Regions from separate parts of the Homo sapiens genome. Here region 1 is linked to region 2. Evidence: chromatin loops called from intact Hi-C (ENCODE). Cell type or tissue: PC-3. All regions are shown on one strand. Region 1 overlaps SLC4A10 (solute carrier family 4 member 10). Region 2 overlaps SLC4A10 (solute carrier family 4 member 10).

Region 1 (2,500 bases), 240 kb after region 2:
GCATGATGACTGTTACAAAGTCTTGCCAATAGCCCATCCAACCTCTTAGAATGTCTATAACAAAGTCTGTCGACAAAGGATGTTGACAATAATATGTTTGATATATGTCAGGTACTCTTATAAGTGTTTCACATACATTAACTCACTTAATGTTTACCACAACTCTTTGAGGTAGGTGCCATTATTATCCCTATATTACACATCAGGAAACAAGCCAAGATCATGCAGCCAGTAAGTAGCATAGCTAAGATTTGAACCCAGAGAACATGGCAGTCCAGACACTGAACCATTGCACAAGCCTCTTACTGCAGCCAGCCATTACAAACCAGAAGAATTTGCAAATCAATTTTCTATTGCTCTAATACAAGGAAACAGGCACTTTGGAGGCACTATCAGGCAGCGTGTTCCAGTTTGGGATTCTGGGGAAACAAGGGCTTTGCATCTTCTCCACCCACCTTCCTGCAACTTTCAGCAAACATATTGGAATGAAAGAGAAGAGAGTAATGCCTGACTGTTCACCAAGCAGCAGCTAAGGTCCACTTCCATAATTAGTTGGTCCTGATCCGCTTTCTCAGAACCTGAGGTAAATCCTATTCCCCCATTTTATTCAAAGGACTCTCCAAATGACCTAGTTAGTAACAGACACTTCCATACTTGCTACTCTTTATTTCCAAGTTTTATCCCTATAAAGTCAAAACCCCTTCCATAATACTTAATTACCCACACTGAGCCTGGAATTAGACAGGATTGATCAAGTCTCTATGTTGAGCTGACACTTCTGCCTCCTGCCAGTGGACTGGGTGCACCTTCAGTCTCATACTGACAATGATGGCTTATACAACATGCAAAGCTATTTTGCTATTTTACTGATTCACAGTTTATAAAGCCCTATACGAGAAACTATGCACTCTAAAAGTCTTTAATGCAATTTTCAATAAAGTTATGGGATGCATAATGATACAGTTTGACCTAAGCCTTCATTTATCTAATATCAAGAAATTTACATGAGGAAAAAAGGTTACATGTAACTCCTTCTAGGATTCATCAGCTTATAGATTAAGTTAAAACTGATTGTAGCATACTGCCTATCAAAAATCAATTCAAAATGTGAACACAATTTATTGTATATATTTTCTAATCTCCTTGAAAGCAGGAAATGACTTTTTCTTTTCTGCATTCCTCATAACACCAAATACATACAGTATCATCCAATGCTCAGCCTTTACTATGTTTACTGAATTGAAGAATTACTCAAATAGTTTTTATAGGCAGCTTACCTTTAAAACCTTTATGATGTATAATGAAATGCATGTAAAATAGTATAAACGAAGGCAGCCTTTGTAAGGAAGATGACCAATCATTACTGGGCAAGTTTACAATCAGTTTTATCATTCCAAAGATCAAGATTATCCTGCCATGCAAGAAGAAAGATTGACATTGCATTTAACTACATTCTAACCAGTCTTTGCTTTTTATTGTAGTATATTTTGAAATAGTAATAGAGAAAAATTTCTCTGATTTGTGACAGAAATGACAATTCTAAAATAGTAATTTTTTTCCACCTTACAAAATTATCGATATCCTCATTTAAATGCCACTAACAGAAAGTAACTAAAAATCTTTACAGTTTGGTTCTCTTGAAAGGTCAGGAATACAGTGAAAAATAGCAGAATGCTGTGAAACCAATACCAAGAGGAATCCCAAAGCAATGCCAAGAAACAGAATGTACTCATAATGACTAATACATGCAAATACTGGAAATAAATTCTAACAGATTAGACATATTTTGTTGCAATTAAAAGGTATATTCAAATCATTTCAAAATTAATCAAGCTTAAGAATATGCCAATCTTCCCTACTAATAAGAATATAAGCTGGCTAAGTAGCCTGAATAACATATAAATTATAGTCAATATCAGTAGGCAGAATGTGTTTTTAATTAAAAAGGAGAAACCCCTTAACTGAATCAATTCATTGTTTCAGACTTCCTTAAATATATTCATTTTTTTAATCTATGTCATTTCACCCTGATAAGGCATTAAATTACAATCAGGCTACAGAATCATAAAGACAAAACCATCTTGCTGTTGAGAACTGCTGCAATATATTTCTCTCTTTTTGATCATTTAATATGGAGTACCTGAAAAGTTCTCTAACATTGAGGCAGAAGCATGTACAATATTTTGAAAAATGAAATATATTTCCTTCAAAATCTGAATGTCAAATATAGGTAGTTTCTTATCCAAGTATATAATTCTGAGGACATGCTGTAACAAATCAAAGTTAAATGCATTATATATAACTTGATGGGTGAAAATAGTTTAAAATAAATGGCAGAGTTTCAGTACAAAATGGACATCGAAATCCAAATCATTTGCATGTTTAACATAGTCAAGTATTTTCAGTTTGAAAATGAAAGTAAGCAAAGGACGAAGCTCTCTGGGTCAAAAAATCTTCAACAAGCTTAAATGTCACAAGCTTTCTTTGTGAAAAACAGATT
Region 2 (2,500 bases):
GGAGAAAAGCCTGCATATGCACTCCCAGCACCTGCATCACAAATTCTTTCTCTTCAGCCCCTCATCTCACTCCACAACTAACCTGGCAGCTCACTCACACAAAAGCCTTTCAGTGGCTCCTTTTATTACATCAATTACTCTTTCTTTTGTCCTATGTTATTTTACATTTAGATCAAGAAATAGTCTAAGTACCTTGGTTGGAAAATATCTGCTAGTCTTGAACTGCTTCAGGGTGGCTGACAGAGTAACTGTGGAAAAGAACAGGATCACAGACCAAAATAGAACATCTGGAACATATGGGTGATCATGGCCACAGGCCCGTCCAACATACTCTCCATGCAATGATTTGCATTCCTGCCAGAGGAAGTAAAACAAATGGAGCTACTAAGAAAAAACCGGACACATTTCTTGCAGAAAACTAACACCTTCTGATCAATTGTAGTTCAGATGCTGAGGCTTTTCCTTTATGGCTCTCACAATGATTTAGCAGGCATTACATTACGAGTTTCAAGTTCAACTTGGATGGGTGGTGAGAAATATGCAAAGGTTTATGAAAAATTTGAACATGAACTGCTTTTTAAATTTAAATGTATAAAACGATTGATTTACCAATTAATTAGTATGTATTAAATCTAATATCTACTAAGTTCCTAACACGAGATATATTGAAAATATGACATATGTAATAGTGATTGGTTACTAAGGTCAGACACTATGCCCAGCTATTTAAATACATCATTTAAATTACTTTTCACACCAATACCATAAAATATGTTCATGCTATTATTAATATTCCATGTCTGAGGAAACTGAAGCATAAAGGGGTTAAATAATTTGTTGTGGCCTCACCACTGGTGGGTGGCCGCAGAGCTGTGATACAAACACGATTTCTGCAGTGAGATTATTATTGCTTATTGACTAAGAACAATGACTTTGTAGAATTATCTAGTCCAAAAGCTGCCAAGAAAGATGAGAAAGGCAACAAGAAAACTATGACATACAATGACTGAAATGAACTTGTAAGTCAAAGATGGGACTATCGAACTTGGACTAAAGAACAAATGAAATAAAATTACTACATGAGCAAGGCAAAGCTCATATTTACTATGACTTCTCCATGGATTATTTTTTCTTCTGCAACTGTAGTTCTGTAAGAGCCTGAAGAACTATTTCTAATTACTGCCTTAGCCATGAGGTGGCAGCAAAGTCAAAAAAATTTTTTTCCTCCAGGAAAAACTGAGCATTTCAAACAAATATTTTGAATGAAAAAAAGTTATTTTAAACTTACTTTGGTTTATCTTATTTAAAAATTAGATTACTAAAGTATTTTTACATTTCAAAACAGGAAATAATGGTTTAAATGATCCAGTGATCTCATTAGTCCTTGAGATATTCTTGCCCTGAACATAAATTGAATTGCAGAGAGATCTTGGAGACAAATATGAACTGATAGATTGATCACAAACACAGAGTCTGCCCAACTTTAGGCCTGAAATCTTTGTAGAGCAAAAAGTAAATACACTCCAAAGATTGTAGAATAAATTACAAATAGCTACACTGTCATCTGAAAACAAACAACTAGTAAAATCTACTTGGAGTTGCTAGCTACCCTAAGCCTGAGAGTCTTGAGAAATATAGTTAATACACCTTATTATTGTCTTAAAGAATCTGTCTCCTTTTCTAATTTAACTGCAAACATCTTCCTTGATAGGCAAAGTTAAATTCCAATTATTCATGTTAAGCTAATACAGAGCACAGCAACTTGGCTAATTGAAAAACCACAGAAAAATCCCCCAGGCCTTAATTAAAGTTTTAATTTTCCTTCTTTCAAAATGCTTTAAAAATAGATAAGGTGGCAAAAATGAATCCTTGTGTTTTTCATCCTCTTCTGCACCTGTCCAGAAATGCTAGCAGAGCAATTATTAAGCAATATAATGGGTAGCAAAATTGCTACATAGAAAAAGGAGCTAAAAGTTCCATGATAAACACATTATCTATAAATTTGTGAGCATCTTTTGTCATTTCTGCAGGTATAAAAGTCATTTGGCGGGATCTTGTTCTCAATTCTTAAGAACATAGATGACATTTAAAGGGTTCCTTAGCTGTCTTACACTCTATAATTTGCCAATGGTCTGCCTAATTACATTAATTCAAAGCATATTTGAAAATGTTATTTATTTTCTCTTTGGGAGGAAACAAAATGCTAATTTTAAAAGAGAAAAATTGTGACCTGCTAAATTCAACAATTATTTTCAGATTTATACTAATTGTATCCCCAATACACACACAGAGGCACTCACACATGCACACATACATACATGCACACATACACACAGAGTAAGTCCTGAAATTTAGAAATGAAAACCAAATCCAAATCCTGCTCTCGTTTTTTGAGTCTAACATATGGTTTCAGTTACAATGGGTACTCAAAAAATGCTTGTTGACAAACTGATTTCTACTAATTACTCTTCAAACACATTCTAAGTTTCAGCAATTCTAT

What was found. Peaks named below come from ENCODE experiments on the same cell type or tissue, not always from the same donor. Only the 100,000 strongest peaks of a DNase experiment are listed, where the experiment ranks them.
Region 1: a loop joins it to region 2, with 2.8 times the contacts of the local background. A loop is called at or near these places in 2 of 110 quality-filtered maps.

Annotation. Positions count from the first base shown.
Region 1 is chr2:161,709,529-161,712,028 of GRCh38, reverse strand. All of the region lies in intron 1 of SLC4A10 (solute carrier family 4 member 10), which reads right to left. Among named protein-coding and RNA genes, the nearest start is that of SLC4A10, 86 kb to the right of the region's middle. In PC-3, no CTCF peak of the experiment used is centred here; a DNase peak (open chromatin) is centred at 1,318; H3K4me3 peaks cover 1,426 bases; H3K27ac peaks cover 2,142 bases.
Region 2 is chr2:161,945,420-161,947,919 of GRCh38, reverse strand. It overlaps SLC4A10 (solute carrier family 4 member 10), which reads right to left. Exons shown (of 27, transcript NM_001178015.2): 17 at 193-354. Among named protein-coding and RNA genes, the nearest start is that of DPP4, 130 kb to the left of the region's middle. In PC-3, a CTCF peak has its summit at 1,205 (motif pointing right); no DNase peak of the experiment used is centred here.